Linked DNA regions of Homo sapiens: regions 1 and 3 are each linked to region 2. Evidence: read pairs that join two places in POLR2A ChIA-PET (ENCODE). Cell type or tissue: GM12878. All regions are shown on one strand. Links, peaks and the distances in the headings refer to the core of each region. The heading gives the core; the rest is flanking DNA. Region 1 overlaps KIFBP (kinesin family binding protein). Region 2 has its middle 31 kb from the start of SRGN. Region 3 overlaps PALD1 (phosphatase domain containing paladin 1).

What was found. ChIA-PET counts read pairs that join two places held together with the same protein. Peaks named below come from ENCODE experiments on the same cell type or tissue, not always from the same donor. Only the 100,000 strongest peaks of a DNase experiment are listed, where the experiment ranks them.
Region 1: POLR2A ChIA-PET joins it to region 2 with 6 read pairs; 11 of 35 experiments call an interaction of 5 or more read pairs at or near these places.
Region 3: POLR2A ChIA-PET joins it to region 2 with 5 read pairs; 1 of 35 experiments calls an interaction of 5 or more read pairs at or near these places.

What each region holds. Positions count from the first base shown.
Region 1 is chr10:69,006,580-69,011,579 of GRCh38, reverse strand. It overlaps KIFBP (kinesin family binding protein), which reads right to left. Exons shown (of 7, transcript NM_015634.4): 5 at 2,655-2,739; 6 at 565-680. Among named protein-coding and RNA genes, the nearest start is that of KIFBP, 20 kb to the right of the region's middle. In GM12878, for the core only: a CTCF peak has its summit at 4,136; no DNase peak of the experiment used is centred there.
Region 2 is chr10:69,051,708-69,061,939 of GRCh38, reverse strand. No RefSeq gene overlaps it. Among named protein-coding and RNA genes, the nearest start is that of SRGN, 31 kb to the left of the region's middle. RefSeq lists enhancers at 152-271, 4,220-4,419, 4,830-5,009, 5,220-5,369, 7,929-8,088 and 4 more and a silencer at 7,029-7,078. In GM12878, for the core only: a CTCF peak has its summit at 4,546; no DNase peak of the experiment used is centred there; H3K4me3 peaks cover 695 bases; H3K27ac peaks cover 2,175 bases.
Region 3 is chr10:70,486,211-70,493,845 of GRCh38, reverse strand. The region is part of intron 1 of PALD1 (phosphatase domain containing paladin 1); the gene reads right to left. It also overlaps the pseudogene YY1P1. Among named protein-coding and RNA genes, the nearest start is that of PALD1, 11 kb to the right of the region's middle. RefSeq lists an enhancer at 1-227 and a silencer at 3,524-3,623. In GM12878, for the core only: no CTCF peak of the experiment used is centred there; a DNase peak (open chromatin) is centred at 295; H3K4me3 peaks cover 722 bases; H3K27ac peaks cover 2,146 bases.

The DNA.
Region 1 (5,000 bases), core at 1-5,000, 50 kb after region 2:
AGAGCCAGTCTCTACAAAATAATTTAAAAATTAACTGGATATGGTGGCACACGCCTGTACTCCAAGGATGAGGTGGGAGGACTGCATGAGCCGGGGAGACCAAGGTTGCAGTGACCCATGATCACGCCACCACACTCCAGCCTGGGAAACAGAGCGAGAGCCTGTCTAAAAAAAAAAAAAAAAAGAATATGATATCGTTCCCAGCTCTCAAGAAGCTTATATTCTAACCAAAGAAAAGTCTTCAAGGAAGAGGTAGTATTTAAGATAGGCCTTGAATGATGAGTAAGATTTATTTTATTTATTTATTTATTTAGAGATGGAGTCTCGCTCTGTTGCCCAGGCTGGAGTGCAGTGGTCCAATCTCGGCTCACGCAGCCTCTGCCTCCCGGATTCAAGCAATTCGAAGAATACGATTTAAAACCAAGAAAGAAATATTTACGAAAACATTCTACACACCTTTCATATTAAACACAATGTGACCCCAATGAGCACAATCCCCACTATGAGTTTTTACTTACAATTTCCTCATTTAAGAAAGAAAAAGGCAGCTTCTGACTGCATTACCTGCATGGAGAGTTGGGCATTCTGCATGAGAGTCAAACAGTATTTGATCCAGCACCTTGCTATTTCCCCCTTTCTTTGATGATAAAGCTCTGGCACTTCTCCTTCAGCTTCAGGAGCTAAAATATACATGTGATTTGTTTAAGTTAATGGTCACAACTGTAATTTTCATTGGGTACTGTAATTTTTTTAATATCACTTTTTCCTGACTATAAAAGTAACAGATCTTTACTGAAGCAGGGGGCTTGGGGAAAAGGGAAGAAAGATCCCCCCCCAAATCCTACTACCCAGAAGCACTCACTATTATTTTTGCATATTTCTTTCTCGCACCACAAACACTTTACTCATATCATTATCAACTCTTAGCTTCATTTTTAAGTACACCATTATATACAATTAAATAGATATTCTATTATTTAACCATTCTTCTAATTCTAACCTGGAATTTGTTGTTTCCAATTCTTTACTATCACAAAAACGTCTATGTCACACAACAGATGGTTGTGGAGAACCTGGTGCTAAACTATTCAGATGACCTGCTTCTGGGTCAGAGTGTCATACATAGCAGAGCAGCTTTCTTGCTGTAATCTACAAAGTCAGCTGTCAACACAAAGCTTTGTAAAGTTTATACACATACACACATTTTTTTTAAACTTGAAACATGAGTATAATTGTGCAAAAATCTGTCTGGATTTTGGATTTCTTCCTTAGGGCAGATTCCTAGAAGTGGAATTTACTGAGTAAAAGAGTTTACACAATTTTAAATAATTCACAACATACAGCCAAATTATTTTCAACAAATATGCCAACCAACAATATATGAGAATGCTCAATAAGAACATTTTGAAAACACTGGTCACTGTCATTTTTTCAGCTATTATGAAGAGTAAAAACAAAATAATATCTCACGATATTACTTTAAATAAAGTGAATTATTAAATAATATCTCAGCAATTTAGTTTTTATTCATTTTTTGAGACAAGTGCCTCTTAGACTTCAACTAATCTATAATTAATGTAGTTAATATATTAGGGGAGAAAGCAACTATTTACTTTGATAATGTACATTCCTTTAGCTCTTAAGAGTCTCTGCATTTTTCAGATCCACAATTAGAATGTCCATTTGTAAGGAAGACATGATGTTTCAAAATCTAAAACATCGTAAGAAGGTTGGAAACTGTTCAACAGTGAGCAATAGAATCAAACTATTTTTAAAAATAAACTATTTTTAAAGAAAATGATGAACTTATTAAAAAACCTGTTAAATGACTCAAAGACACATGTTAACTGTGATTTTCTAAGACTAAAGGAAACACTATACTTAAAAAGATGGGTATTTGGCAACATCGCTTATGCATGTAGTATTCCAACCAAAAATATATCATCTGAATCATGGCATAAGGAAACATCACACAAACCCCAGCTGGCAGTAATTCTATGAAATAACTGGCCTATATTCTTAATATTAAGTGATGAAAGGGAAAGAAAGGCTGAGGAACAATTCCAGACGAAAAATGCCTGAAGAGATGTGACAACTGAATGCATTATGCAATCTTGAACTGTATAATCCAGTACTGGCAAACAAATGCTAGAAGGAATATTATGGCAACAACTGATGAAATAGAAATATGCAGTGTAGATAAAAGAATTGTATCAATGTTACTTTTTTTTTTTTAATTTCTTTAAAAACATAGAGATGGGGTCTCACTATGTTGATCAGGCTTGTCTTGAACTCCTGGCCCCTCCCATCTTGGCCTCCCAAAATCTAGCATTACAGGCGTGGGCCACCATGCCTGGCCAATGTTACATTTCTTGAATTTGATAAATGATCTATGATTATGTAAGAAAATATTCTTCTTAGGAAATATATACTAAAGTATGAAAGGGTAAAAGAGCCTAATGTATGTAACCTTCTCTCCAATGGTTCAGAGAGAAAAATAAAATTTGATTCCAAGCGAGGAAAATACTAAAAATTGGTGCATTTAGAAGGGCATATGATAGCTCTTCTGTTCTTGCAACTTTTCAAAAGTTTAAAATAATTTCAAAATAAAACTTTTTTTAAAAGCTATGTAAAACATGCAAAGGTAAACTTACTGTCTTCTGTGGCTGAGATCTTTCCAGTTTGACCAAAAATGACATTAGCAGCTGATAAACAGTGCCTGGCCTCCATAAAGCATAGCTATTGGGGAAATAAACAACAGTGAATGCAACTATCACACAGCTTTATTTGCAACTGATACTTGCATAATTTCTTTTAATATGGGAAAAGGTATAAAATCAGATAAAAATACTACAAAGGAGGCCCTGTAGAGTTGCAGATCATTCAGAAGGTACAAAAGATATATTATCATATTATCTGGTTAAAATGTAACCTCAAAGGTTAAAATATTAATGCCCCCAAACTCTTAATAATAATCCACTCGGATTGAAAGACAACTGCCAACTGAAAGTTAGCTCTCCTTATACAATCAATAGATATACAGGAATGGCTGTCATCCTAGACTTAAACTGTCTCAAAAACTCCTTTAGGTTCAGTCTAAGTAGCCAAAATCCCATGCACAATAAATTCTTAGACTATTTACATTGTGTCAGAAGACTGAATATATATATATATATATATATATATATTTTTTTTTTTTTTTACGAGACAGGGGTCTCACTCTGGCCCAAGGCTGGAGTGCAGTGGCACAATCATAGTTCACTGCAGCCTCAACCTCCTGGTCTTAAGGGATCCTCCCACCTTTAGCCTCCAAGCCTGACTAATTCTGGGGTTTCTCTATGTTGCCTAAACAGGTCTCCAACTCCTGGCCTGAAGCAATGCTCCCACCTTGGCCTCCCAGGGTGCTGGGGTTATAGATGTAAGCCACCTTGCCCAGCCTGAGGATTTAATTTTTATTAGGTTTAGAGAGCCCCTTTACATCCTACTATACAAAGGCAAATAGGATAAACTCAGGTAAGAAGATATTCCTGTGTTCTAAAATCTTTAAACTTTACATACAATAAGGCTTCCCACCAAGTTTTAAAGTCAACAGACTTCTACAGATGAACCTTATGGAACTGCTTTACCAACACTCTTGAAGACTTCATAATTCAATTCCGGGCATGGCAAACTTCTCAAACAATTAGAGAAGATCTCCTTGTTAATAGAAACATTTTGTATTTGTCATGTAAGTCAAAGGACCACCCAGCAGAAGTTCAAAGTTAAAGTCCAACTTTTAGTTGGAAGCCACCCTCATTAAATAGAATGTCTACTTAATATTAGTAATACCTGAAAGGCTTTAAATGGTTGGCTATAACTTTAAAATTGCAGCATTAAATGTATCTTTCCATTATGGCAAATTCAGAAGCCATCTTGAGAATAGCTGGACACGTGTAGTATTAGCCCAGCAACATCTATAGATAAAAATGTGTTAAATCTTAAAAGCCAAAAGAAAGTTAGAGTTTATATAATGAAACTTTAATTATCTCTCTATAATCCAATCCCTTAACATTTATCGTCATTTCAGCTTTGTCCAGATTGGCTCCCTGTGAGCAACCACTGCTAGAACAGTGAGTGTCTTATGCCCTCTAGGTGGCTGGTAAATGTGGGACTTTAGCAGCTGCCAGGTAGGGATTCACCAAGTAGCAAAACCTCATCACTGGAATCAGATGAAGATGACAATGATATAAATGACAATTGCATTTTTAAAAACATGGTTCAAATCCCTCTTTTTGCAATACGACTTAGTTGGTTTTAACAAAAACTTAAAAAAGATTTTGGTAAAAAAATAAAAGTGCAGGGTGTGGGAGGTCTCATGAAAATTACTGCATGCTCCACATAAGTAATGCTTAACAACTTTAAATTTTAATCACACTTTAATATCTAGATATCTTAGTACTGCCAATTTCCATGGAGTTTTAAGTATAAATTAAAGTCACAGTGAATATGTAATTTTAAAGTTGCTAAACAGAATGAATAAGGGGCCTCCAACAGCTGTAAAAAAGATGTCACAAGCGGAGGCACTGGATAACACTTTGGATGAGGACAATGAAATGGATTCATGAGAATTAGTTAACTGAATGCTCTGATATATGCAGTAGCGTTACTTACACACTTGATCTTAGACCAAAGTCCTAGAAGCGATGCTGCAGTCACCACAGCCCTTTCTCTCCTGCTAATAGCTTTTCTGAATGAAATTCTGTGGGACAATACTTTAATCATCGGGCGCATTTACAGAACCAACGCTAACGAAATGCTCAAAAAGGATAAAGGCCCAAGGATAAGGCAGCGGGTTACCAGAGAGATGAAAGAAGGAACTCTGATAAGCAGAGAACTACCAAAATTTCAGAGAGGCTTGCGAATTCGAAATATAAATAAAAGTAATTTATATTGCTGAGATGTCTTATTAAGGATTAATAGGAAAATCTGGTTAGAAAAGGTGGTGTAAAATTATTTTAGCA
Region 2 (10,232 bases), core at 1-5,000:
TTGCTGGTGTGGTGGGCACCGGATACCTGGTGTTTCTGCTGCCTCGGTGCTGCTGAGGACCCAGAGCCCTGCCTGAGCAGCACGCTCACAGAGGCAGCGAAGTACAGGAAGTACACAAGGTCAAAAGGAAAACACGCTCTCCAGAGACGTCCTCTGATCACTATCGTGTACGTTGGGTCGAATGGAACAGAATTTGCTGCTAGAGTGTTTTTCCTCTCCTAACCCCATAGACGCTTCTATTTTGCTATTTTTACTAAACTCGAACAGGAACAGAAAGTATTCATGCAACTGTATCCAGTGAATGATTAAGAAATGCGTAAGAGCGGAGATTGTGTAATTCCCAGGCTGCTGTGCCTTGTCATCAGCCGCAAGTCCGAGAAATACTGCAACCGTCAAGTTGACCTCTGTTCCTAAGAAATTTCCTGGGTTGGCTTTAACACATTCTTTGAGAGTTATGACATAGGATATTAAAAAAATTCCTCCCACTTAGTGAGCCATACAAAGCCCACCACACATCAGTAGTGTCCATCCCATGTTTAATCTTCAGAAGGTGTGTGAGGAATAACATGTTTGCTTTTGAAAGATGCCTTGTAGACTGTGCGCAGTGGCTCATGCCTGTAATCCCAGCACTTTGGGAGGCTGAGGAGAGCGGATCACCTGAGGTCAGGAGTTTGAAACCAGCCTGGTCAACATGGTGAAACGCCATCTCTATTAAAAATACAAAACTTAGCCAGGCGTTGTGGCGGGCACCTGTAATCCCAGCTACTAAGGAGGCTGAGGTAGAAGAATTGCTTGAACCTGGGAGGCAGAGGCTGCAGTGAGCTGAGATCATGCCACTGCACTCCAGCCTGGGCAACAGAGCAAGACTCCATCTCAAAAAAAAAAAAAAAGATGCCTTGTCTTCAAGCAAACTATTATTAAGGATGAGTTGCTTATTTGTATTAAAAAGAGGGCTGGAGGATAGCTTGAGCCCAGGAGTTCAAAACCTGCCTGGGCAATATAGTGAGACCCCATTCTCAAAAAAAAAAAAAAAAGAAAGAAAAGGTGGGGATCACTGAATTTTCTATTGCATTAACCAAGAATCTTAAAAGTCATATTTTTAAAGATTATTGAAGATTTAAAATGTGTCTTGTTTTTTTTTTTTTCATTTTGTTTTATTTTATTTGAGACAGGGTCTCATGATGTTGCCCAGGCTGGTTTTACTCCTGGGCTCAAACTGTCTTCCTGCCTCATCCTCCCAATTAGCTGGGATTTCAAGTGCATGCCAACCCACACAGCCTTTTCTTTTTCATTTTCCTTTCTTTTTTTTTTTTGAGGCAGGATCTTGCTGTGTTGCCCAGGCTGGAGTGCAGTGGTGCAATCGCACTTCATTGCAGCCTGGACCTCCTGAGCTCAAGTGAGCCTCCCACCTCAGCCTCTTAAGAAGCTGGGACTGCAGACACATGCCAGCAATACACCTGGCTAATATTTTAATTTAATTTTTTCTAGAGACAGGGTCTCACAATGTTGCCCAGACTGGTCTCGAACTCCTGGATCAAGCAGTTTGCCCACCTCAGCCTCCCAAAATGTTGCAATTACAGGCTTGAGCCTTTTTATTATTTATTTATTTATTTATTTATTTATTTATTTATTTATTTTGAGATGGAGTCTTGCTCTTTGTTGCCCAGGGTGGAGTACAATGGCGCGACCTTGGCTAACTGCAACCTCCACCTCTCGGGTTCAAGCGATTCTCCTGCCTCAGCCTCCTCAGCAGCTGGGACTACAGGTGCGTGCCACCACACCCGGCTAATTTTTTGTATTTTTTTGTAGAGACGGGGTTTCACCGTGTTAGCCAAGATGGTCTCAATCTCCTGACCTCGTGATCTGCCCGCCTCGGACTCCCAAAATGCTGGGATTACAGGCGTGAGCCACCGTGCCCGGCCTGAGCCTTTTTATTTTTAAAAGTGGCTTTCCATTTTCTTTCTGTGGCAATTTCAAGAGGCATGGTGTGTTATTATCCCTGAGCTTTCTTGGGTATTAAAAAAAGGCCATGGGACTGGGCGCGGTGGCTCACGCCTGTAATCCCAGCACTTTGGGAGGCTGAGGTGGGCGGACCACCTGAGGTCAGGAGTTCAAGACCAGTTTGACCAACATGGTGAAACCCTATCTCTACTAAAATACAAAAAAATTAGCCGCGCGTAGTGACAGGTGCCTGTAGTCTCAGCTACTTGGGAGGCTGAGGCGGGAGAATTGCTTGAAACCAGGAGGCAGAGGTTGCAGTGAGCCAAGATTGCGCCATTGCACTTCAGCCTGGGCAACAAGAGACTCTGTCTCACATAAAAAAAAAAAAAAAAAGAGGCCATGGGGCTGGGCGCAGTGGCTCACACCTGTAATGCCAACACTTTGGAAGGCCAGGGTGGGAGGATCACTTGAGCCTAGGAGTTCCAGGCTGCAGTGAGCTATGGTCATGCCATTGTACTCCAACATGGGTGACAGAGTGAGACCTTGTCTCAAACATAATAATAATAATAATAGTAATAATAAAATGAAAATAGGTGGTGGCAGCTCCCACTTCATCTTTATTTTTTATTTCAGAGGCACTTATAAACCAGGAGAATTATGTGGAAAAGGAGTCCCCCGATATAACCCAAGACTCAGGAAATTCTTGCTCCTCTTGGCAGGGATGCAGCTGAAATTTACCTTTAGTTAGCATACTCCTCAGATAGGGCAAATGAATTGTGCAAAGATCAAAATGGGGCTTTTTTTTTTTTTTTTTTTGAGATGTCTCGCTCTGTCACCCAGGCTGGAGTGCAGTGGCACGATCTCAGCTCACTGTAATCTCTGCCTCCCAGCTTCAAGTGATTCTCCTGCCTCAGCCTCCTGAGTAGCTGGGATTACAGGTTCTACCACCGTGCCCAGCTAATTTTTGTATGTTTTAGTAGAGATGGCGTTTCGCCATGTTGGCCAGGCTGGTCTTGAACTCCTGACCTCAGGTGATCCGCCTGCCTCAGCCTCCCAAAGTGCTGGGATTACAGGTGTGAGCCAGTGCGCCCGGCCAAGGTGGAGTTTCTTTATTTTATTTATTATTTTTTTTTTATTTTTTTGAGACAGGGTCTCATTCTGTTCCCCAGGCTGGAGTGCAGGGGCATGATCACAGCCCCAGGACTCAAGTGATCCTCCCACCTCAGCCTCCCAAATAGCTGAGACTACGGGTATGCACCACCACACCCAGCTAATTTCTTTTTTTTTTTTTTAGAGATGGGTTTTTGACATGTTGCCCAGGCTGGTCTCAAACTCCTGGGCTCAAGCGATCCTCCTGCCTCAGCCTCCCAAAGTGTTAGGATTACAGGTATGAGCCACCATGCCTGGCTGGGGAGTATCTCTTAATGACTTAAGAAAACTTAAAAGAACAAACTCTTCACTATTTGGTCCGTGTGTTTGCTCCAAATTAGTAAAATTTGACCATGAAATAAAAATTGGAGGCAGGTACGAGGAGTTGGCATCCCTTTGGTGGTTGCTAAAGTTGGGCAAGAAGGAAAACAGAAAACAGAGAAGAATGATAGTGAAGTCCACAGTGAAGTGATATTAACAGAAACCAGTGTAGCCGCAACAGGGAAGGCTGGGGACAGAACTCTCAAAGCCATATACTCGCAAGGAAACCACTAACTCCTGCCCATACCAGGCACCCCAGGACTGTGCCCTAGACCCTTAATAATGACAAATTTTTTCAAATCAGTAACCGAGACCCAACAACAAAAGGGTAACCACATATATGAAATGAATACCAACTCAGAAAATCCAGGGCTCCTGGGCATAACTCTCTTGAACCTCAACTTGGGATGCCTGCAGCCTGAATCACTTCTGAGCCCTTTGGGGATGGGGATCAGCCCTGAGTCCAGGCTGGGATTCAGCTCACTAGAAGCACATTCCCCACCCTTTCCTCCTTATCTGTAGGTGGAGGCAGCTGGGAGACTGTGGGTGATCCTCCACTTATTTCCAGTAGGTTCCTTTTGTCACCAGCAGTCTCTCCTCTAAAGCCAAGAGGAGTCAGGGAGAAGAGTCTGTCCTGGGCTGCTCGACTCGTGCTGAGAAGACACCACTTCCAGGAAGCCTGGGCACAAACGACTCTGACCACTTTGCTTTCAGATTTCAGCGAGGACAGACACTGTGGGGTCACTGTGGTTGGTTCTTGTTAAAGTTCTGAATGCTTCCATTGCTTGAAAAGGGAGGTCTTAGAGAACAGGCCAGAAGACAAGTCTTTCTACCTTCCCCAGGAGGAGGAAGTCACAGGTTAGGCCTCAGGGAGAAGAGCTGCTGATCTTTTGCACTGGAATCAAGAAGTCAGGGAGAGGGTGAGAACTGGGGTGGACCCAAGGCCTCTGCCGCCTTTTGTACCTGCGCTGTCCCGTGTTTATTTATCTACCAGTTAGTTTCCCCCAGCATGGTGTGGAACTGGAAGTGCATGTGGGCTCCCGCCGGCCCCAGCCCACTTCCTCCTCTCCAGGGAGACAATAAGGGGAAGGGAAAGCGTGGCACACTAAACCTGCCAGGGACCTGAGGTCCTGGCTCTGCTGCCCCCCTGCTGCCGAGCCGTCGATCGTGGGAAATTCATCCACCTCTCTAACTTTGCCTCTTCCTCCTCCAAACATGGGGAAGAGAACCTCTACAATGGGGTACAGAATTTGGATGATACATGTGTATTTTCCTGAGGAGATGGTTCTGCAGCTTTCGCCAGAGGGCTGAAAGAGTTCCCGGACTCCAAGGGAAAAAAGATCCAGTCTAAGGGCCCTGTTCCGTGGCTCCGAGCAGCACGGCAGACACTTCCTGGGTCTGTCGTTTACTTCAGGCACCTCTCACTCGCACCTCAGACATCTCCTCAGACACCCAGGTCTCCAGCCATCCACAACTATGATTCTTTTTGCTTTAATCAACCTCTGTTTTAGGCTGCTGGGCCAGGAGGTCAAGTTCCCCTGTGGTGACACCACCACCTCTCGCCAACTGGTCACTGTTGTGCACGCCCCACACAGCATGTGTGCCCACCCACAGGGGCAGGTGGATCCAAAGGGTACTGCTGTGAGTTGGGCAGCTAAGACTCTATCTAGCCTTTAAGACTCAGCTCAGCCACGCACCAGACAACCCAGGGTGGGTGTGAGAGAGTAGAAACATCATCTGAAGTTAACCCATTTGTTTCTGGTTTGCTCTACACACCTGTACCAGGCCCCAGCTGCAAACCTCTTCCTACTCTGAGTTCTTGGCTCAGATCCCCTGGCCAGACTGTGAGCTCCCTGAGGGTGGGGGACTGTGCCTGGGGCAGGCTTGGATCACAGGGGCCAAGCGTCTGCCGAGCTGCAGAAGGGCTCTAAAGGAGCGCCAGCAGGCATCAGTGGGTCTCCCAGGTCCCTCCTCTGGCGGGAACACTAGCAATCAGGGCAGGAAGGAATTGTGAGGGGCAGCAAGGAGCTGGCGGTCAGCATCTACCTGTCGAGGCTCAAGGAACAACTGCTCTCCTCCAGTCCAAGCTCTTCTCATTCCCTCACTGTTTGGGTTGCCCCCTCCCCCTTGGGTTAACAAGGCTGGAAAAAAGCCCTATTGCCCTCCCCCAGGGCTGCCATGGGAGGCCAAGGGGCACTTCTGCCAAAAAATGAGAAACGAGTAAGTGAGGGGGTGCTCTCACCCCAAACGGAAGTGAGACAGCCCTGACCGTGAGCGGTGTGACCTTTGCCTGCAGGCCACACAGGAAGAGAGAGGGAGTTACTGTGTCCACTACATACCACTCTGCCTTCTCTGGGGACAAGGAGCCTCCTCTGAATGTTCTTTACCTTCCGAAGATCTTTGCTTTGATCAGGGGCCCTTTTGGCCATCTGGCCAGCCTACAGACCCCCTTCTCAGAATGCTGTCTTAAAATACATCTAACATAGCCGGGTGCAGTGGCTCACGCCTGTAATCCCAGCACTTTGAGAGGCCGAGGTGGGTGGATCACGAGGTCAGGAGATTGAGACCATCCTGGCTAACACGGTGAAACCCCATCTCTACTAAAAATACAAAAAATTAGCCAGGTGTGGTGGCGGGCAACTGTAGTCTCAGCTACTTGGGAAGCTGAAGCAGGAGAATGGCATGAACCCAGGAGGCAGAGGTTGCAGTGAGCCAAAATCATGCCACTGCACTCCAGCCTGGGCGACAGAGCGAGACTCCGTCTCAAAAAAAAAAGAAAAGAAAAAAATCTAAGATACATAGGATTTCTATTGAAACAATTATGTTGAATGCCAGTAGCCAAAAATATTGTAAAATTTGTGATATGGTGATATATGTGCATCTTCATTAATGCATTAAATAACAAAATCTAGGAGGAATCTAATAATCATCTTACTTTTTAAGTGCAGATGAGCTTAAATCATATTTCAAGATACCCACAACAACCATAAAATGATATGAGAAGATCTGATTTCTAGGGTGACAAAGTCACAGGTACTGTTGACACTGCTGTGGTTTGACATTTACATTCATAACGGAAGAAAACACTCAATTTCAGTTGGAGGTTCATGAAAATTAAGGTGTCATTTATTCCCATTCAAGTTCATCAATTCTTTTGAATGCTCTCTGCGGAGCCACTGTAACTGCATCAGACCAATCTGGTTCAGCTTTTTTTTTTTTTTTTTTTTTTATACTTTAAGTTTTAGGGTACATGTGCACAATGTGCAGGTTAGTTACATATGTATACATGTGCCATGCTGGTGCGCTGCACCCACTAACTCGTCATCTAGCATTAGGTATATCTCCCAATGCTATCCCTCCCCCCTCCCCCCACCCCACCACAGTCCCCAGAGTGTGATATTCCCCTTCCTGTGTCCATGTGATCTCATTGTTCAATTCCCACCTATGAGTGAGAATATACGGTGTTTGGTTTTTTGTTCTTGCGATAGTTTACTGAGAATGAGCTTTTATGTAACAAAGATGTGAGTTGTTTCCCAGTTGCCTCAGACCCTCGGGTCACAAAACCTGAGCATGCGCAGATGAACCAAGCCTGCAACCACAGGGGAACCCAAGTGGGGGCTGAATGAAGAATCAGACACTGGGCCAGGCGTGGTGGCTCATGCCTGTAATCCCAGCACTTCGGGAGGCTGAGGTGGGTGGATCACAGGAGGCCAGGAGTTCGAGACCAGCTTGGCTCACATGGCAAAACCCTGTCTCTACTAAAAATACAAAAAGTAGCCAGGTGTGGTGGTGCTTGTCTGTAATCCCAGCTAGCTGAAGCACAAGAATCGCTTGAGGCTGGGCTTGGTGGCTCACGCCTGTAATCCCAGCACTCTGGAAGGCCGAGGCGGGGGAATCATGAAGTCAGGAGATCGAGACCATTCTGACTAACACAGTGAAACCCCATCTCTACTAAAAGTATAAAAAGTTAGCCGGGCGTGGTGGCGGGCACCTGTAGTCCCAGCTACTCAGGAGGCTGAGGCAGGAGAATGATGTGAACCCAGGAGGCGAAGCTTGCAGTGAGCCGCGATTGCGCCACTGCACTCCAGACTGGGCAACGGAGCCAGACTCCATCTCAAAAAAAAAAAAAAAAAAAAGAATTGCTTGAGCTTGGTGGGTGGAGGTTGCAGTGAGCTGAGATTGCGCCACTGCACTCCAACCTGGGTGACACAGTGAGACTCCATCTCAAAAAAAAAAAAAAAAGAAGAAGCAGGCACTGCATGGCAGGATCCAGTCGGATCACTACCCTATGCTTATAAAACGTGACCCAGTCCCCGGCTCAGGGGGACACTGCTTTGGGACTTGTTACAAGTCATAAAATCCCCTTGCTACATCCTCTCTGGTGGCGGTCATTGAACTGATACCCACCAAGTGGCCGAACCCACCAGTTGTGTGGATAACACTACAGGGTTATGAATCTTTTACCCGGGTCCTTCCATGTCACCGGGACAGCTTCTAGAGCAGGGGTTCTCAAGCCTGGCTAACACAAGTATCACGTGGTGAGGGGATGTCCAGTCCCGCTCCTCACCACCTGAATGGAAATCCCCGAGGATGTGCCCCCTGACTCCCCTCGCATCCCATGTTTTCTAAAATTCCCCAGGGGATTTTAGATTCTATCAGGCAGCAAAGTGAAGAGCCAGCAGCAAGGGGAACAGAGTCAAGAGGAGTGAGCCCCACTGGACAAGAGGGCCAGGTGCTAGAGCAAACCTCAGCTCTGCTCCCAAGCCAGACCATCACAGCCCCTCATCAAGACTTCACCTCCTAGGCCCAGCACGGTGGCTCATGCCTGTTATCCCAGCACTTTGGGAGGCTGAGGTGGGAGAATTGCTTGAGTCCAGGAGTTCAAGACCAGCCTGGGCAAGATGGTGAAATCTCGTCTCTATAAAAAAAAATTTTTTAAATTAGCTAGGCGTAGTGGCCTGCAGCTGTTGTTCCAGAAATTCTGGAGGCTGAGGTGGGAGGATCACTTGAGCCTGGGAGATCGAGGATTCAGTGAGCCCTATTGAGGCTTCAGTCAGCCCAATGCAAACAGCATTGCTACACTCCACCCTGGGCGGTAGAGCAAGACCCTGTCTCAAAACAACAACAAGAATAAAAGACTTCACCTACTGGGCACCTTGGGCGACTTCACCTACTGGGTTGGCCAGGCCTTGTGCTGGGCATAGAAAACACCAGAGATGGTGTTGGGAGTGTGTGTGTTGGATCTCTGTGTGTTGACCGTGGTGCCCATCCTCCACCACACCCTTCCTGGCCCTGGGCTGGTGATGTTCTTTCTTGGGTTGGGCCCTTTGAGCTGTCACACCTGCACTCTCTCTTCTGAGCCCCACACCATGGTCCGGCCACAGTCTCTCCTCAACTACCTCACCCCCAGGCCAGGCACCACTCCAGGAGCACCACCTATACTGTGTTCAATGAAAATGACACCCCCTGGAGTTGTGCAAGGAGGTGGCACTGCCCACCCCACCCCCAATTCGTGTAAATTTCCTGAGGGCAAGCTCTGTGTCCAGCCTCCCATCCGATTCTCTAAAGAATTCCTTTCTGTTCTCTGCATCTCAGTTCCCTCGTAGGGGCAGCACAGGGGAATTCCTGTGCGAGTCTTCCAGTTCAGCCATTTAGGATTCTACCCTACAACCCATTCACTTGTTTATTCATTTCAGTCCGCAAATACTTTTTGAGTACCTACTGTGTGGCAGGCATTGCTCTAGGTGCTTGGGCTATATCCATGAACAAAAAGTACCCATCTTTGCCCTCGTGGAGCTTACAATCTAGTAGATAGCAGTGAGGGTGACAGAGACCCAGAACAACACATAATGCCTAAGGAAATTCTACAGCATGCCGTGGGGGAAAGGAGCAAGGTACAAAGGCAGCTGGGAGAGGAGTGCATGTTCCTTCAGTAAGGTGGTCGGGGCGCTCATCCAAGAAGGAAGACTCGCAGGAGGTGAAGGAGGGAGCCAGGTAAGAAGCCCACGCACCAGCCACCAGGCAGTGGTGAAAGCGGAGGCAGAGTGAAAAGCCTCAGGCACACCCTGAGATTAACAAAGAAGTGAGAGAAGGGGCTTTAGGACCTGGAGGTTTAAAGCCAGCAGCAAAGAAAGGACGGAATTCTGTTCTTATTGTATGGAAAAGACAATGACAATGGCACTGGACTGCTCCAGCCAGAGCCAGGGGTAACCAGCCTCCACCCCAGCTGAACAATGGGGGAAGCAAGGCTGAAGGAAGTGAAACCCTTGACCAGAAGCGGGAGAAATCTCCTCCCCACCACCTTCCCCACTCCAGACCAGCAGCTCTGGGCCAAGAGGCCTGATACCCAGCTCCCAGCCCAGGTCATGGTGGGTGAGACACATCATCTGTCCCCTTCCGTGTGCTTTGAACTTACCAATCATATTCCTGCCTCAGGGGCTTGGTGCTTTTTCTCCTCACTAAATCACTACTTCTGCAACTCAATGTCACCTCACAGGTGACAGTGGTCTTCCCTGCCATTCTTTCCTATCGAAAATAGCCTACCACCTCTACCGGCCTGTTCCTCTCCATGCCTCTACTCTGCTGACACAACCCAATATCATATTACATACTGACAGATATCCACGTATTGATTGTCCGCCTCCATCACTAGGATCTGAGCTCTGCGGGGGCAAAGACTGTGTCATGTCCATCATCGTGTCCCTGGCATCGAGACCATTGCCTGGCACACATAAGCACTCTGTTCTGTCCCTATTTGGGGTTAGAAGATGCTGGAGAAATTACCTAAGCTCTACCCAAACTCTTTGGAAGTATCTTTCTCA
Region 3 (7,635 bases), core at 1-5,000, 1.4 Mb before region 2:
AACATCAGGTGGCTACTCCAACAGTGCAGGTGATGCTGGAGGCGGGGCTAGCAGCAGAGGACAGGTGAGGACATGGCTCGCCGTGCATCCATGCTGAAGGTGAGGCCAGTGAACCTCCTGGCACATCTTTTCTGAAGTGTAAGAGAAAGAGAGAAACCACGGACAGCTTTGCAGTGTTTGGCCTGAACACCTAGAAGCATGGGGTTGCCACCAACTGAAACGGGCCAGACTTGGGGGAAGTGGGTGTGCAGTGAGGACTGAACAGACAGACAAGGGGGCCAACGCCACCCTCAGCTGCAATCTTAGAAGGAAGCAGCATCCCAAAAGAGGAACTGGTCCTGAGGCTCACACAGGCCATTGTGGAAAGCGACACAAAAGACAGACAGAGGAAAAGAGGATCTGGAAAGGAAGTCAATGTGGCATGTCTGACCCACTGCAGACATCACTGTCCGCAGAGCCCAGGCTGTGGCCATGGCTGGGCTGCTCACAGACCTCCTTCACGGGTGGAGAAACTAAGGAACAGTTCTACAGTAAGCACCTCTTGTTTATGTGCCAGAAACAGGCTATGAGTGGTGACTTATGCCTGTAATTCCAACATTTTGAGAGGCTGTGGCGGGAAGATCACTTGAGCCCAGGAGTTCAAGGTTGCAGTGAACTGCAATCATGCCACTGCACTCCAACCTGGGCAACACAGCAAGGCCCTGATTCAAAAAAAGGAAGCAGCAGCGGCAGCTGGAAAGGGCCGGAATGAGCCAAGGTAGGGGGGCAGGCAGCCAGTGAGCCCATTTGTTTCCTGTAGCTCGCACCGATTACCCACAAAAATGGGACTATGGAGTGAGACACAGTGTCCTCACCCACCAAGGGAGATCCCAGGATTCCCAAGAGGTGATGCAGGACCCTGGGTTGCCAAAACTGAGAACATGACTCAGTCCAGACTCCATGAATACCTGCTTAGGGATCTGTGAAATTTTAAAATTGAGATATAATTCACATACCATAAAATTCACCCTTTAAAGTACAGATGCTCCTTGATGTAATCATGGGGTTACATTCTGACAAACCCATCATAAATTATACATATCATAAGTCAAGGCCAGGTGGTGGCTCACACCTGTAATCCCAGCAGTTTGGGAGGCCAAGGCAGGTGGATCACCTGAGGTCAGGAGTTCTACACCAGCCTGGCCAACATGGTGAAACCCCATCTCTACTAAATACACAAAAATTAGCCAGGCGTGGTGGCAGGTACCTGTAATCCCAGCTACTCAGGAAGCTGAGGCAGGAGAATTGTCTGAACCCAGGAGGCAGAGACTGCAGTGAGCCAAGATTGCGCCACTGCACTCCAGCCTGGGTGACAGAGCAAGACTCTGTCTCAAAAAAAAAAAAAAAAAAAAAAAAAAGTCAAAAATGCATTTAATTCTGGTAACACAGCAGATAGCCCCTGACTTAACGATGGTTCCACTTACACTTTTTCAACTTTACAATGGTAGAGTGATACAAATCGCAGGATGTAAAGAGGTCCTTGACTTACCACGGAGTTATACGCAGATAAACCCATTGTAAAGTTGAAAAAGCATAAGTGGAACCACCATAAGTCAGGGACCGTCTGTATATGACTTAATGATTTTTAGTATATTCACAAAGTTGTGCAACCATCACCGCTGTCTAATTCCAGAACATCAAACTCAAAAAGTTAAACAAAGACTTACCATATGACCAAGCAATCCCACTGCTAAGTATATACCCAAGAGAATAAAAAACAAGTATCCAAACAAATACTTGCACATGAACATTCATAGCAGCCAAACAGCTATTCACAATAGCCAAAAGGTAGAAACAACCCAAATGCCCATCAAATAATAAACGAATAAACAAAGTGCGGCCTATCCATACAATGGAAAGTTACTCAGCCATAAAAGGGAATGGAGTACTGATATTTGCTACAACACAGATGAGCCCTGAACACTATGCTAAGTGAAAAAAGCCAGACACAGAAGGTCACATATTACATGATTCCCCTTACATGAACTATCCAAAATAGGTAAATCCAGAGACAGAATGCAGATCCATGGTTGCCAAGGCTGGGGGAGGGGAAACTGGGAGGGATTACTTAATGGATGGATGGAGTTTTCCTTTTGGGGTGATGAAAATGTTTTGGAACTGAAAATGTTTGTGGTGATGGTTGCAAAACATTGCAAATGTACTGTCACTGAACTGTACACTTTAAAAGGGTTATTTTAATGTCATTTCAAAAAGTAATGAGAGCATCCCCTGGTCATCTGAATAACCATCTCATAAGCAAGCAGTGCCCTACAATTTGAGCCTCAAGTTTGCTCCTGTGTTTACAATCCAGTTCCTTCTCCATGAAGGCCAAATGATATCATCACACACAGCACAAAGAAAGGTTGTGATTCAAATAGGAAAAAAAAAGCAGGTGGGGAGGGAGAACAGAGCCACCCCATAGCCCATGGCAGCCTGGAGGTGCCCAGTTCAAAGGCCCAGCCTCTTAGCAGTCAGGACCATGTGCATGTTGACAGCATCTGTGTGAAGTGAGTAAAGCCCATCTCTGTGCCAAATTCCTGATTCCTACAAGAAGTGGGTTTAGGCTGGGCACAGTGGCTCACGCCTGTAATCCCAGCACTTTGGGAGGCCGAGGCAAGTGGATCACGAAGTCAGGAGATCGAGACCATCCTGGCTAACATGGTGAAACCCCGTCTCTACTAAAAATACAAAAAATTAGCCAGGCGTGGTGGCAGGTGACTGTAGTCCCAGCTACTCAGGAGGCTGAGGCAGAAGAATGGTGTGAACCCAGGAGGCGGAGCTTGCAGTGAGCCCAGATCGCACCATGCCTGGGCGACAGAGCGAGACTCTGTCTCCAAAAAAAAAAGAAGTGGGTTTAAGAGCCACTACAAGCAGATTTCAATAATGCCACTATTCCATGCTTATCTTCAATCAAACAAGCCAGCTTTCCGAGTATCGGGCAATACCCCATTAAAACAGACATTCAGGGATTGCTCACACGTAGTCTAGGCTTAAATGTGAGGTCTGATTACCCCAACCCGTCCCATCAGCCCAACATTATTAGTACTTCCCTATACAACAGGCCCAAGAAACAGAGGCAGGGAACACAGGAGAGGCCCAAGGGCACAGCTCTCTACCATCAACCCAAGGCTGGCAATGTAGGTGCAGTTAACATCCTTCCAATTAAAGTAATTGTTCATTGGAAATGAGTTGGCTTTCTGGTTTTACTACTATTTCCTGTTTTTTTAATAGTTTTGTAAAAACTTTAAGTCTAAGGTGCTTATGCCTGGTCTTATACACATTTCAGTTATATTACAGTAAGAATAATGTCAATCAGCAAGTGAGGGGTTTGTTGTTGTTTTTCAAAAGGGAGTCCTGAGCTCAGGAGTTGAAGACCTGGGCAACACAAGACCTTGTCTCTATTAAAAAAACTTTTAAATTAGCCGGATGTGGTGGCACATGCCTGTGGTCCTAGCTACTCAGGAGACTGAGGAGGGAGGATCACCTGAGCCCAGGAGGTTGAGGCTTCAGTGAGCCGTGATTGCACCACTGCACCCCAGCCTGAGCAACAGAGTGAGACCTTTAAAAAAGAGAGAGAGAGAGAGGGCCAGGCGTGGTGGCTCATGCCTGTAATCCCAGCATTATGGGAGGCCGAGGCAGATGGATCACCTGAGGTCAGGAGTTCAAGACCAGCCTGGCCAACACGGTGAAACCTCATCTCTACTAAAAATACAAAAATTAGCTGGGCATGGTGGCAGGTGCCTGTGATCCCAGCTACTCGGGAAGCTTAGGCAGGAGAATCGCTTGAACCCGGGAGGCGGAGGTTGCCATCAGCCGAGATCACGCCACTATACTCCAGACTGGGCAACAGAGCGAGACTCCATCTCAAGAAAAAAAAGAGAGAGAGAGGGAGTCTACAAAAAACCCATATGTTGTATGATTTCATTTATATGAAATGTCTAGAATTAGCAAATCTATAGAGATACAGAGCATGCTAGCGGGCTGGGGGTGGGGAGTGACTACCAATGGGTACTGGGGTATCTTTTGAGGTTGATGAAAATGTTGTAAAATTAGACTGTGGTGAGACAACAGCTCTTTGAATGTACTAAAAGCTACTAAATGAGTGAATTGTACAGCATGTGAATTAGATCTCAATAGGGCTGTGAATTGGAAGTCCACGTATTACCCACATTTGAGCAGCACTGAGCTGCAGAAAGGGAGACATCCACAAACCCACCTATGCAGAGCTCCCTGCCAGGTCCTCCCCTCCCCCTACAGGATTCCTGAGCCCAGGATGAGACCCCAAGTCACAAGACAACCCCTTCCTGGGTAAGCAAGTGGCTGCCCTGGAACCACCACACAGGATTCCTATCTCCCAGAACCCATGTCTTACAATTAAGGCACTACTTTGTACTGTTAAGTTAGGGAAAACTTAAAAACAATGAAAACAACCAACTTTAGGATGCAGGGGATGGGGTTCATCTACACATCGATGGCAGTGTCAAGGAAAGCAGCATGACATAAGACTCAGAGCACCTGGGACCCCACTGGCTGCAGTCTCATTGGTTGGGGTTGGGGTGGGGCCAGGAGGGTGAAAATCTGAGCCCAGGCAGCCCCTTCCTCAGAGGCCACAGGCATCCCATCCTCCACCCACGTAGGCTGGGCAAGATAGCTATTGGGAGGCCCCTACAGGCTGCCTAAAGAGACTTTGGCAAGGGGCAACTCCCCAAGGGTCCCTCTTCTGTCAACCCAACGAACTGCCCTCTCCTGGGCCTATTCCTTCCAGTGACACTTCAGAGAGACGGGAAGAAGCCCCCACCAGCGGCAGCCAAGTCGGGGTCATTGGTGAAGCGGCAGAAGGACACATCCGCCCAGAACCCCCAGCAGTAGGAGGATACATCCACCCAGACCCCCAGCAGCAGGAGGATACATCCACCCAGACCCCCAGCAGCAGAATACATCCACCCAGACCCCAGGGACGGGTCACGACAGAGGCTGTTTTGGACAGACTGATCCCCTTTGATCCAATGCTACTCTTCTCCAGAACCTGCTCTAAATTAACCACCTCCAGGAAGACTTCTTCCCATCTCTCCCAAAGCCTCGCCAAGCCCCAGCTCAGGGCATGTGCTCAGAACTCCCATGGCAGTGGTGGGGTCCCTCTGCATGATACATGGCCGGATGAAAGCAGGCCCCACAGCCATGGACCGAGTTTGAGCTCATTTACACCCCAAAAATAAAAAACCACACAAATTCATGTAGAGGTACAGAAAAAAGACCAAAGGATACTCAGCACACTGCTGACAGTGTTACCTACGGGGACCAGAGAGAGGGGAAGGAGGGGAAAGGGGACTTTGACATTTTACTTTCTATGAAGCTACTACTTGAATATTTTGTGAAGATTATTTTAGGCCAGGCATGGTGGCTTACGCCTGTAATCCCAGCACTTTAGGAGGCTGAGGCAGGCAGATCACTTCAGTCCAGGAGTTCAAGACCAGCCTGGGCAACAGGGCAAAACCCCGTCTCTACTAAAAATACAAAAATTAGCCGGGCATGGTGGTGCACACCTGTAGTCCCAACTACTCAGAAGGCTGAGGTGGGAGGATCATTTGAGGCCAGAAGTTAAGGCTGCAGTGAGTCGACCCTGAGCCACTTCACTGCAGCCTGGGCAACAGGAAAGAGGCCCTTCTTAAAAAAAAAAAGAGAGAGAAATTTTAAACTATTTTTAACATATCCCACACATTGGAATACTACTCACCAATAAAAAAGGAATGGAACTGATTAAATCATCCAATAACAGAGATGAATCTCAAAAAACATCATGTTGAGTAAAGAAGCCAGTCACTAAAAGCTACCTGTTATATGAGTCCACGTATGTGAAAAATCCAGAAAAAACAAAATCATAGTGACAGAAAGTAGATGAGTGGGCCTGGGCCCAAGGTGGGAGTGGTGACCGGCTACAAGGGAGCATAGGGCCCTTCTAGGTGATGGAAAGTGTTGTCAGACTTGTCTAGGAGTTGGCTGCATGCCCAGGACTTTTACCGACATTCACCAAAGTGCACACTTCACGCAGGTGTATTTTATGGTGCACATATCTCAACAAAACTGTTTTTTGTTTTTTTGTTTTTTTTTTTAAAGAAAAAAAGTACTGTGGTGGAGAAGGGAATGGTGAGTAACTGCTTAATAGGTGGAGTTTTCCTTTAGGGTGATAAAATGTTTTAGAATGTGATAGAAGTGGTGGTTGTACAACATTGTGACTATACTAAATGCCTCTAAATTGTGGGCTTTAAAATGGTTTATTTTATTTAAATGGATTTCACCTCAGTTTAAAAAAAAAACATTGAAGATAGGCAGGGGGAAATGTTCATGCCCATTCTGCAGGTGAGAAAATTGGGCACAGCCAGGTGCGGTGGTTCACGCCTGTAATCCCAGCACTTTGGGAGGCCAAGACGGGCGGATCACAAGGTCAGGAGATCGAGACCATCCTGGCTAACACAGTGAAACCCCGTCTCTACTAAAAACACAAAAAATTAGCCGGGCATGGTGGCGGGCGCCTGTAGTCCCAGCTACTCGGGAGGATGAGGCAGGAGAATGACGTGAACCTGGGAGGTGGAGCTTGCAGTGAGCCAAGATTATGCCACTGCACTCCAGCCTGGGCAACAGAGCGAGACTCTGTCTCAAAAAAAAAAAAAAAAAAAAATTGGGCTCAGAGGGACAGTCAAATGCCAGCCCAGGGCTTATTTACCTGATGCCTTAGGGCCCAGCTCAGAGCCCCCTGGAGCAGAGACTACTCCACACCTCCCCAGAGGGCTCCCCAAAGGGCAACTCTGGGGCTCGTCTCTAGGGAGGGCCCTTCTCTTTGGGCATTCAGAAATCAGATTCCCACCAGGCCTTGGGCTGAGCCAGCAGGGCAACCCTGCAGGAGACTCCAGAAGTCCTTGTGCTCCAGCAGACAGGGCTGCCTCGGGAGGAAGGGAGGGAGCACACCGGCAGATGATGGTCAAGGCAAAGCTAAACCACCACTCAGATCAGGCTGATGAGGTTTTTTGTTTTGTTTTGTTTTGTTTTTTGAGACAGAATCTCACTCTGTTGCCCAGGCTGGGGTGCAGTGGCGCAACCTCAGCTCATTGCAACCTCTGCCTCCTGGGTTCAAGCTATTCTCCAGTCTCAGCCTCCTGAGTAGCTGGGACTACAGGCACCCACCACCACACCTGGCTAATTTTTGTATTATTAGTAGAGATGGGGTTTCACCATGTTGGCCAGGCTGGTCTTGAACTCCTGACCTCAAGTGATCCGCCTGCCCCGGCCTCCCAAAGTGCTGGGATTACAGGTGTGAGCCACAGTGCCCAACTGGCTAATGAAGTCTTCTAGGCCCTGTCAACCAGGGTGCCGGGGCCCTGATAGAGGGCTGTCCCTGGGAAGTGCAGGGGTTGGCACCAACCTCAGGGGTCCCAGGATGAAGGGTTCAGTCACTACAGGGCAGACGTCAAAGCAGAAATGTGGTGGGTGGTGATGGCGCCAACCCAGGCAACAACAAGTGGGAGCAGAAGCAGGTGCAGATCAAGAACCTGGAGGGCAAGTTTTTGGTCACCATGTAGTCCTCAGAGAAAAAAAAAAAAA